Linked DNA regions of Homo sapiens: region 1 is linked to region 2. Evidence: chromatin contacts called from ENCODE Hi-C or POLR2A ChIA-PET data. All regions are on one chromosome and are shown on one strand. The core of a region is the stretch at or near the end of the contact, and the rest is flanking DNA. Distances in the headings are between cores, read along the strand shown.

The links. A loop is a pair of places that touch in the nucleus more often than their neighbours do. ChIA-PET counts read pairs that join two places held with the same protein, here RNA polymerase II (POLR2A). Pooled maps may share reads with other maps.
Region 1: a loop to region 2 is called in a pooled map, with 4 times the contacts of the local background. The contact joins the promoter of SLC35E1 here to the promoter of C19orf67 in region 2. A Hi-C loop is called at or near these places in 4 of 50 pooled maps. POLR2A ChIA-PET finds 5 or more read pairs at or near these places in 3 of 52 experiments (AG04450, GM12878 and activated T-cell).

What each region holds. Positions count from the first base shown.
Region 1 is chr19:16,570,288-16,575,949 of GRCh38, forward strand. It overlaps SLC35E1 (solute carrier family 35 member E1), which reads right to left and starts at 2,128. Exons shown (of 6, transcript NM_024881.5): 1 at 1,657-2,128; 2 at 1,225-1,295. The coding sequence starts at 2,077. LOC105372295 (a long non-coding RNA gene) reads left to right here and starts at 2,263. Exons shown (of 3, transcript XR_936360.3): 1 at 2,263-2,521. It overlaps MED26 (mediator complex subunit 26), which reads right to left. Exons shown (of 3, transcript NM_004831.5): 3 at 4,632-5,662. RefSeq lists silencers at 1,495-1,624, 1,785-1,894, 2,025-2,244 and enhancers at 2,163-3,037, 2,345-2,434.
Region 2 is chr19:14,084,491-14,090,049 of GRCh38, forward strand. C19orf67 (chromosome 19 open reading frame 67) reads right to left here and starts at 1,293. Exons shown (of 6, transcript NM_001277378.2): 1 at 803-1,293. The coding sequence starts at 1,137. It overlaps SAMD1 (sterile alpha motif domain containing 1), which reads right to left. Exons shown (of 5, transcript NM_138352.3): 1 at 5,295-5,559; 2 at 4,578-4,872; 3 at 4,390-4,486; 4 at 4,181-4,292; 5 at 3,361-4,085. The coding sequence ends at 3,927. RefSeq lists an enhancer at 4,113-4,622 and a silencer at 5,267-5,316.

The DNA of each region.
Region 1 (5,662 bases), core at 878-3,377, 2.5 Mb after region 2:
GGGGAGCAGGGCTACAGAGCACACACAGGTCTTGCTGAGACAAAGACAGGCAGGAATAAAAAAAAATCAGCCATAGGTGGCCCAATTTCTATAAGCCGATCCAGGGCACTACCTCTCTGAGTTACATAAAATACAACATGCCAGAAACCAACCACTTGGAAAAGAGGCACGGTGTCCAGCATCAGCATGAAATGGATTCCGGCTGAGACAACAAGCGCCCAACTTCCACTTAAGAATACGGGATAAAGCTGTCTCCGGCTAAAGCCATGGCTATTCTTGCCCCAAGCCAGGAAATACCCTGGCTTGGCATCTTGAACAGAATTTGGACTGTGCCCAAAGCATCCTCCTTATGCAGCCCTGAGTCCTGTGTGCCACTTTCGCTTCCGTTCCCAGACCATCACAACTTCTGGCTGTTTTAATTTCTAAGACTTTGCTGGATTTTGCCAAGATCGAACTCCTTGGATCGCGTCTGGCTTCTGATCCCAGAGGTCCCCTGACAGAAATCTCTTGTCAAGAAGTGAAAACCTAGCCAAGTGCAGTGGCTGACGCCTGTAATACCAGCACTTTGGGAGGCTGAGGCGGACGGATCACTTGAGGTCAGGAGTTTGAGACCAGCCTGGCAACATGGTGAAACCCTGTCTCTATTAAAAATACAAAAAAATTAGCCAGGTGTGGTAGTGCACGTCTGTAGTCCCAACTACTTGAGAGGCTGAGGCAGGAGAACTGCTTGAACCTGGGAGGCGGAGGTTGCAGTGAGCTGAGATTGTGTCACTGGACTTCAGGCTGGGCAAGAGTAAAACTCCGTCTCAAAAAAAAAAAAAAAAAAGTGAACACCTAACCGACAGCGTTCTGATCCATCCATCCCTAGTCCCACTGGAAAGGCCACACATGGGGTGTATGGCCAAGATGTGACCAACCCATCACCTACCAGCAAACCCAGGTAGGGAATCAAAACGGGGAGGAAAATTGGATCTGAAAGGGACAACAGTGTTCCTAAGACCACACAGCAGAGATCACAGAGGGACACATACTCCACACACCACTGCTCACAGGGTGATTCTAGAACTTGAGTAGTAAAAGGCCACTGGAGACCTCTACACTGACTTCCCTATTTGACGGGAAGCCAGGCAGCCTGCAGACCAGGATCCTGACCACGTCACCAGTTGGCAACAGGGAGGAACCCCCTGGAGCTCCCATCTGCCCAGAGTCCCTGCCCGGGGTTACCTTGGTGCTCTGCTTCTCCTTCATAATGATCCGGGACAGGAGGACCACCCAGATGGGCATGGTGGCCTTGACTGCAAAGAGAGGGATGGGCACTCAGGGGGCTGCCTGAATTTCAGGGCCCAACCTGTTCCACCTCCACGGCGGGATGGGAGGGCCTGGCAGCCCCTCACACCTCTTCGCCCCTTCTCTTTCGGTAGGGCTTCCTCCTGCCACGGCTGTTGTGGTCTGTCCTGCTTACCTCTCAGCTCTCTTCTCAGCTCCTCTTCTCCCTGAGAACCCCGTGCGTGTCCCTCCCCTACCAAACCCTTGGCAGCCCCTCTGCTGACTTCTCAGTCCGGCGGGACGCGCCCCGGGCGGCGCACTCCTATCCATGCGCCCAAACCCGAAGCGGCGGGCCCGGCCGCCGCCCCCGAGGCCGGGCGCGGAACCTACCGGTGTGTGCATAGGACACGGGCACCTTCCAGATGCTGACGTGCGCTGACACGGACGCGAAGTACTTGCCGAAGGCGAGCGGTAGCACGTAGCGCGGGTAGAAGCGCGGCGGCAGCAGCGGGCCGGACGACGGATGCGGACTGGGTCCGGGGCCCGAGACGGGCGGCGCGGGGGGCACGCGCCAGGCGCGCAGCAGCGGCGGGAGCCCAGCGCACAGAGCCAGGATGTGGCACAGCGACACGGTCACCGGGAACGGGAAGGCGCTCAGGATCACCTTGTTGACCACGTTGCCGCCCGCGCTCAGCGCGTACCACAGCAGGCACAGCGCCGCCACCCGCGCGCCCTCGCGCGCCCCACCACTGCTGCTCGCTGCGCCCGGGCCCCCCGCGCCGTGGCCCGCGCCCACCGCGGCCGCCGCCATCCTGCCCGAGCGGCCGCCCCTTCCAGCCCGTCCGACGGCCCGACGCCGGGCGGGGGCGGGGCTGGGCGGGGGGGCAGGCGCCCCGGTCTACGCCGTTTCCCATTGGTCGCTGCCTCCTCGCGTCATCCCTCCGCGCCGGCCGACGCGCCAGCCACCACGTCTCGAGTGCAGGCCCAGTCCACTGTAGATGCGCTTCCGGCGGAGCCGAGGCCGGAAGCGGAAGAAGGGGACACAGACCTGCGTCCAAGCTGTGCCACCTGAGACGTGGGCGGTCCCAGTGACCGGGAGCCGGAGCTCGAACGGGACGGGCGAACAGAAGCGCGGAGGGCTTCGCAGCGTCGGCGTCTGTGCGTGGGCCAAACATCAGGGCCTCGACCAGGGATACAAGGGCAACCGCTAACTAGATTCCTGATTCCTGATGGCTGGCGGCGGCTGACACCAAAGGTAAAAGGCCTTTTAGGGAAAGAAACCATTTGTGAAAAGCTCTTGGGCTAAACTCGCTCTGCAAACTGGGGGCGCACGCTCGTGGCCAAACTCTGGCAGTGGGACTATCCCGGAGCACCCGATCCCTGGAATCATGTTCTGGAAACCACCGCGACGTGCGCAGTTCTCGGGCGTGGCCCTGGTATCATCCCACTGAATCCTAGGAACGCGGTGCGGTAGGTATCACTGTCCGCATTTCACAGACCGAAGTCCAGAATGGGGAAGCGACTTGTCTTAGGCTTCCTGGCCACACTGGGGACCGTGGTCATGGTAGCGTCCTTGGACACCTGTCTCCAAGGCTCTGCAGAAGGGGGAGGTGCCGGGCCCTGACGGCTGATGTCCAAGGACCAGCCGGGATGGACCAGCCCCAGGAGGCCCCAGTGGAGGAAAACAGGACGAGGTTTTCAGTAAGATGATCTTATACTAATTCAAGGGCTATAATTTGTTCTCCACATCGTGTGCCTCCAACTTTTTCGGGGAAAGGGTGTTAAAATTCCGTTACAGTGTTTTTACTTGTCAAATTAGAAGCAGCAACCGGCTGGGTGCAGTGAGTCAAGCTTGGAATCCCAGCACTTTGGGAGGCCAAGGTGGGCGGATTGCTTGAGCTCAGGAGTTGGAGATCGTGGCATCGATAACATGGCAGAACCTCATCTTTGCAAAAAATACAAAAATTAGCCAGGCGTGGTGGCGCACGCCTGTGGTACCCACTACTAGGGAGACTGAGGTGGGTGGATCGGCTTGAGCCCAGGTCAAGGTTCCAGTGAGCTATGATGGCGCCACTGCACTGCAGCCTGGGTGACAGAGCGAGACCCAGTCTCAAAGAAAAGTAGAAAGCAGCAACCCAACTTGGCTCCCCAAATGTTGGAAGGTATCTTAGCTTATCCTTGCATTCTCAAAGGCCCTAGGCCCTTCTGGATACATGGACACAGGCATGGTAGTCCCTGCAGGCAGGGGTAGTGGGGAGCTGCAACCTATCCCAAAACTCTAGAGATGCTGATAGGAGGCCAAGCTCTGCACCCTAATATCCTCCAGCTGTACCCTCTGTGGATCAGAGTAAAGTCACATCCTTGGGACACCATGTCTCAGCAGAGCTGTTAAACATAGGCACAGTGAAATTAGGAAAGTATAACTATAGGCACCCTACAGCACAGCTGAGTGTCAGATACTTCCACTGACACACTGACATGCTTTGTGTTTTAGTTCTCACAACTCTGGGGTATTCTCACCCCCCAAATGGGGACATGTGCACAGGAGTGAAGAGATGAGCTCAGAGCCACACAGCTGGTGGGTGGTAGGCCTGGGTTCAACCTCATCCTGCCTTCAAAGCCACTTTGCCCATGGCCTTTTGTTGGGGAGGGGAGTGTGTTCTGCACCAAGCTTTTGCCAGGAATCCCTGCTAGCTCTCAAACTGGCTCTGGACTGACTGTAGTCTTACAGGCTGGAAGGAACCTTTGGTTTGCCCTGTGAGACTGCATGTCTTAAGGTGTAGCTGTTTCTTCATTTGTGAAATTAAGCAGATATGGGTAAGATGACCTATTCCAAAGTGAAAAACTGGAAAACCAAAGTCTTAGCCTACAGTTTCAGGGACGAGGGGGAACTAAAAGATGAGCACTTTATAGTCAAGGGAGAAAAATTTTTTTGGAGTCAGCACCAACCAGCTAATAAGGCAGCTGGGGGCCAGGGCCATGGGGTGGCCTTTCAGACACACACACACAGCTCTGAGCCTCTGGGCCATACCTTGTAAGAACTAGGTATTTTGTTGAGGTGGGGGTAGTCACTGAGACCTGTGCTATGGGAGCCTCCTACAGAGGGCTGCTCTCTAGGCCAGGTAAAGTCTGGGTGAGACAAGAAAACATTCCTTAATGTGGCCCTGAATGAATAAAATGTGGAGGTCCTCCCAAATGCAGCAGCAGGCTAACAGGTGGACTGCAAGGCTGTGCCCTGCCCTGTCTCCCTGCATTGCAGCTGTTGGGGTCTGGGTGTTCCTGGCTAATAATCCACAATCCAGGAAAGGGCTGATTTGGTTGTGAAGGTCCAAATGAGAAAAGATTCTCAGACTGGTTTGTGCAAATGGTTTTTTTTTTTTTTTTATTTCCACATTTATATCACAAGGTGTCCACTTACTGGACCAAATAGCAAAGTTGCTCCCTTCTGCGTCCTGAGAACACAGAAGTCTAGGTACTGTACATTCACTAAGGCTCCTTGTTTTTGCAAATCGCGTTTATGACAAATAACCATAAGGCAAACGAATCTAAAGGAATGGTTATGAGTGTTTCCAGCGTACAGACAGGTCTTCCCCCTCGCCCCACAGTACAGCATAAAACCAGTAGCACCCACAATAACTTTTGTGTTGTTTTGGGGGGACTCTAGAAAGGTGAAGTTTTCTAGATGTGTACAGGAAGGGAAAAAAGAAAAGGGAGGAAGAAAGGAAAGGTTTTTTTGTCTGGTGGTCTGATGGAAGAGGAATTGTTTAAAATAAACATGAGAAAACTTAAATTTTTGCAGCATTTCTTTAAAAACTGGGTTATAACTGAAACCAGATATAAACAGGTGGCTGCCCATGGAGTGTGGGTCACACTGGCTGGCCAGCTGGCCCGCCTGCCCAATGCCAGTGGCTCACCACAGCTGAGAAGCTTCTGGCACATGACAGACAACACTGGCCTGACAGTGGCTGGGTAGGGAGCAAACAGAGGCAGTGGCATGGCCCACTGTCTCAAGACACTCAGGGCCAAATTAAAGAACAGAAAATGCAAGAGAGATGAGATGCGTGCTTCTGTTGCTGTGTTAAAGGTGACCTCTCCCACAGGTTTTCTGTGCCTGCCTGCAACTGAGGCCCCAGCTTTCAGGTGCTGGAAAGTGTCCGCACCTCTTTGGGGGTGAGGGACTAACGCTTTTTATAGCTGGTTTGCTATAGAGTTCTGAACTCACTTTGCCGTCCTTCCTTCCACGCGGTCCTTCTTCGCAATTTTGTTAGTAAACTGGTAGCAGCATTTCACAAAAAGAGTTTTGAGGGAAGAGCGCAGAGAGACCGCGTGACTCCCGCCCCCTCCCTCCCGCCTGGGCCGGACTCCCCGAGTTCCCAGCGCAGGAGGCAGCTGGGCC
Region 2 (5,559 bases), core at 43-2,542:
AGCAAGACTCCATTTCAAAAAAACACATAACAACAAAACAAAACAAAAAAACCCAGCCTCGGGTAGGCGCGGTGGCTCACGTCTGTAATTCCAGCACTTTGGGAGGCCAAGGCGGGTGGATCATGAGGTCAGGAGCTCAAGACCAGTCTGGCCAAGATGGTGAAACTCTGTCTCTACTAAGAAAAGAAAAAAATTAGCCGGGCAACACATGTTGGTGGGCGCCTGTAATCCCAGCTACTCGGGAGGCTGAGGCAGAGAATTGCTTCAATCCGGGAGGCGGAGGTTGCAGTGAGCTGAGATTGCACCACTGCACTCCAGCCTGGGCGACAGAGTGAGACTCCATCTCAAAAACAAACACGCAAACAAAACCCAACCCAGCCTCCTAGGAAATTCCAATGGACACTGAAATTGAGAGTCACAGGGAAACCTGGTCTGGGAATCACATTATCCTTTGGAGTCTCAAACTGATGTCCTGCAGGCCAAGTTTGGCTCAGGTGGGTCTTGTTTAGCCAGCACAGGGCTCAAAATGTAAGACAGCACTTAAAAACTGGGAGAAAAAGTCCTAGAGACTTGACAACCCCAGGCCCACACTGCCACGACAGTAATAGCAGCCATCCCCTACCCGCAATTCTACAGTCTTCCTCATTCTCTTAAACTGGATTCTAATATGCTAGCTTCTTCCACTGTCTCCCTCTGGCTCCTAGCGCTTGTAATTTTGCGACCCTGGTGTGTGTCACCCATCCTGTCGCCTCCCCTCCAAGTCTCCTTACCCATGGGGACCTGGGACCCTGTCCAGCATCACCTGTAGAGCAAGTAGCTCTGGAAATCATCTGCCTTCTTCAGTAGGTAGCGCAGCTGTTGGGTGATGGGGCTGAACAAAGTGTCCAGGGATAGGCGGGGAGGTGCTGGCCCAGGCCGGGGGACCAGAGGTTTGGGGGAAGACGTGGAGGCCCGGGCCTCAGCCAGCCGCCCCTCGGCATCTTCAGGATCCGGCTCAGATGGGTTCCCAGGCCTGCCAGGGGGCGTCGACCTGGAGGGGTCTCCGCAGGGCGGCGTCCCAGGTTCCAAGGCGTCTGGAGGCGGTGTTTCTCCAGGGTCCAGGGGGAGCGACCCCTCGAACCACTGCTCTGTAGCCATGGTAGGGCCGGGGGGCGGGAACCTGAGCTCTTTAAGCTTCCGCTGCTGCTCAGGTTGGCCGCGGGTTCGACCCCGCCCCGGGAGCCTCCGACTGGCCCCTGCCTTGACCTCTCCACCGGAGCCGCGCCGCCGCGCCGGGGGCCGTTCGCCTCTTTTGAATTTCAACACGCGGGAGGGGCGCGCCTCTCCAGTCCGCGCGCCTGCGGCCCCCTACCCCTGCACACGCGCCGCACGCGCTCCAGGAACCTGGCGGTGGGGAGGGACCCGCCTAGGGAGGTGGCCTCTGGCCGTGTCCTGGGGGTGTGGCTAGGGCCGGGACCTTTATCTCTCGAGGTGGATTCCTAGAGTGGAGGGGTCTCTAAACGTGTCTCCAACCCCTCAACCCGGCACAGGTATATGGAATGAGGCCGCCCAGGCCCCAGCCCCTCACTCCCAGAACGCTTTTTGTTGTTAAAACATTTTTTTAATTTAAAATTTTTAGAGATGGGGGCCCATGTTGCCCAGGTTGGTCTCAAACTCCTGGACTCAAGCGATCCTCCCGTGTCGGTCTCCTAAAGTGCCCAGCCTCTTTTTTTCTTTAAAAACAAAAAACAACTCTAATGAGTTGAGAAACTGCCTTAGAACTTAGTAGGGACTACTTAGAACTTAGTAGGGACTTTGGATGTAGTAACTCTGGCGACTACTACTAACAATAATTTTTAAAAATCTTCAGGCTGGACTTGGTGGCTCATGTCTGTAATCCTGACACTTTAGGAGGCTGAAGCGGGAGGACTGCTTGAGGCCAGGAGTTCAAGACCAGCCTAAGCCACATAGCAAGACCCTGTCTATACAAAAACCAAAATATTAGTTGGGTGTTGTCTGAGGCATGAGAATCACTTGTACCCAAAAGTTCGAGGCTGTCACCACAGTTATGATTGCACCAGTACACTCTAGCCTGAGTGACAGAGCAAGACTCTGTCTTGAAACAAAATCTTCACTTGGAAATCTTCTATCTCATGGTCTCATCTGATGGCCCAGAAGGAATTTTCTGTTGTTTTAATGAAGAGGACCATGAGGTCTGGAGACACTACTATGGTCCAAGAACAGATCCCTGCCCCAATATTTGTAGTGGATTCTTTGCAGTAGACAAAGGCTGACAGGTTTATAGTTTTTAATGTACATTATGTCAAATACGCTAATTATATTTAAAGACTCTGAGTGAAGAACTCAGACAGGTGTCAGATGCCACCCTGTGTGACCCGGGGCAGACAGCATCTCTGTGCCGGGCCAGCTGCCTCTTCTGTAAGGTGGGATTTTATGAGTTTTTTGTCTTATGGGGACTTGGGAGGACAGTTGAGGAAATGCTTATAAACCCAAGGACTTAACTGCTAGCCATTCAACAATATTTGAGGCCAGGCATGGTGGCTCACGCTTGTAATCCCAGGCAGAATTGCTTGGCTGGGAGTTCGAGGCCAACCTGGCCAACAAAGTGCATACCCTCATCTCCACACACACACAAAGATTTTTTTTTGAGACAGAGTCTCACTTTGTCACCCAGGCTGGAGTGCAGTGGCACGATCTTGGCTCACTGCACCCTCCGCCTCCCAGGTGTAAGCAATCCTCTGCCTCAGCCTCCTGAATAGCTAGGATTACAGGCACCCACCACCACGCCCAGCTAATTTTTTTTTATATTTTTAGTAGAGACAGGGTTTCATCATCTTGGCCAGGCTGATCTTGAACTCCTGACCTCATGATCCACCCACCTCGGCCTCCCAAAGTGCTGGGATTACAGGCATGAGCCACTGTGCCCGGACAAAAATTTTTAAAAGTTAGCCCGGCATGGCAGAGTGCACCTGTAGTCCCAGCTACTCAGGAGGCTGAGGTGGGAGGATCACTTCAGCCCAGGAGTTTGAGGCTACAATGAGCTATGATAGCACCACTGCACTCCAGCCTGGGTGAAAGAATGAAACCTGTCTAAACGAAAAACAAAAATTGAGCACCTGCTGTGTGCCTAGCTCTGTTCTGGACACGGACACGGTGAGATTACAGAAGAAAAAAAAGCAAATATTCCCACCTTCCTGGAGCAATTATTGTTATACATGGCTGTGAGGCAGCTATAATTCATTGTTTCTGTTTTTCTCCCTCCCCAAACAATTCTGTCCTAACCTGAGGCTCTCTTAGGAGGCTCTTTAGTGCCCTCTCCCCACCCCATTCATAAAATGGACTCCGTGGCTTTTTTTTCCCTTTTTCTTTTTTTAAAATTTTATTTAAAAAACCTTCGGTGCAATATTAAAAAGCAATACAGCCAGCTGGAGCGACAATCAACAGAAAGAAAAGAGGGAGGAGAGAAAAGGCCCGAGGAACCCCAACCCAGCTAGTCCCCTAGGGGCTGGAGGCCAGGGGCAGACTGAGAAGGGGGGCATGGGTGGTAGGGGAGGGAGGAAAGACCACCCACCAAAATAAACAGGCAGATCCAAACATTTATACAGGAAACATCTGGCTGAACGGAAGAGGATCTTGGGGAGATGAGAAGCCCCCCACATTTCATTTTTTTTTTCCTAAAATGTCCTGGACTGGGTGGGGAGGGTCAGCCACCTGGGGTTTAAGGAGCAATCCCCTCCCCACACCGACGTGCTGAGGAGCAGATGTGTGTGAGACAGACACAAGGGGCAAAGATAAGGACAAGAGGGTGCCCTCTCCTTGGAATCTGTTATGAGGGCTGAGGGTGTCCCCGTCCAGCTCCTGGACTCTGGGGGATCTTGGGTGAGATGGGGGCCGGAATGGGCTGGGGCAGGGGTGAGGCTGGGCGCTCAGCCTAAGAAGCCATCGGGGTCATCATCCTCAAAGTGGCCTTGCTGAAGCACCTTGATGTGGTGCTCGTAGATTTTCAGGGCTGGCCCGAGGCGGATGGACAGGCCGGTGAGCACATCTGTGCGCTGCATGAGCAGCAAAGATTTGCCATCAATTTCCTGGGTGGGACAGGAACAGAGAGAGCCGGGATCAGGGCACATCCCAGGGAGGCCCTCTGTGTCTGTCAGTGTGTAGTCCTGGGCTGGAAACTCACCTGCTCTTGGAAAGCTGTCGCCTGCTCCGGGAATCCAGCCTCAGTAAAATATTCGACGACATCCATCACGGTCCACTCGACGGGATCAGATGGCTTCTCTTTGCGCCCGGGACTGCATCAAAACAAACAGACACCAGTGAACACGGATGTCTCTCTGGCTGTACCACACACCTGAGCAGCACCCCCATGTCTCCAATACCCCAACTTACGGACAGCCAAAGGGGGTCCCGTCGGCCCCAGGTAGGGCTGGTTTGCCTGGGGGCAAAGGCACGGGGGACGGGGAGTCTGGCCCGGTGGCAACAGAAGCTGGGAAGGAAAAAAACACCTGTCTTTGGCTTTGTCTTCGGGCTGAGTTCCTCTCCACCTAGCACTCTTCCCCACCCAGAGGGATCCTTACCTGTTCCCCCTTCCTTGTTCATGGCTGCCATGGAGAACACCTGGCGGGTGCCGCTGCCCGGGGCTGGCCCCCGCCCTTCATCCTGGCCCTGGTGCGGTCCGCAGGGGGTCCACTCCTTGACCCTCTCCTTGGCACTCTGAGGTCCCCGCTCGCCGTTAAGCTGGTGGTGCTGGGCACCTGCAGGACGGTCACTCTCGGGCACTTCAGAGCCCTCTGACACATCATCTTCTTCATCTTCATCTTCATCATCATCTTCTTCCTCTTCTTTCTCAAGTACTCGCTCTTCTCCACCTCTCTGGAGCCGAGGAGAGAAGCATGCAAAATTAGTAGCTGTTCTAATCCCAGACCCTGACTGTGGCGTCCGGGCGGTGGGGAGGAGGAACCGATTCCACCTTTAAGAACAATACGGACTAACTTTTACGCATTCACTCCGTGCCAGGCTCTGTGTTAACTAAAGCCCTCGACAACCAAATCTTACTAAACTCGCTCAACAACCCCAAGGGGTCGCTACTGTTATTAAACCGCGTTTACAGCGGAGGAAACTGAGGCTCCGGGAGATTCAATCACTTGCCAAGGTCACCACGCACCGAGCCCGCAGGAAACGCGCGCAAAGCCCCAGCCACCCGCCACCCAGTTCCTCCCGGGACTCGCGCCCCCGCCACCAACTTCGCCCGCACCTGCCCACCGCGCGGCGCCCCCGCTCCCCGGCGCGCTCACCTTGCTGCGAGACGGGCGGGCGCTGGCGGCCGGCGGCGCCCGTCCGGGCCTGTCCCCGCGGGGCAGCGCAAGCGCTCCGAGACGGGTGCGCTCCAGACGGCCTCGAGCCGCCGCCTCCTCCTCCAGCAGCCCCTGCACGCGGCCGCGGGTTAGGCGACCGCCGGCGCCGCCGCTGCCCCCGAGGTAGCGCACGACTTCCCGCAGGCTCACGGGCCGCGCCGCGCCGCCGGCCCGCACCGCGCCCCCCTCCGGCGGCGGCTGTGGC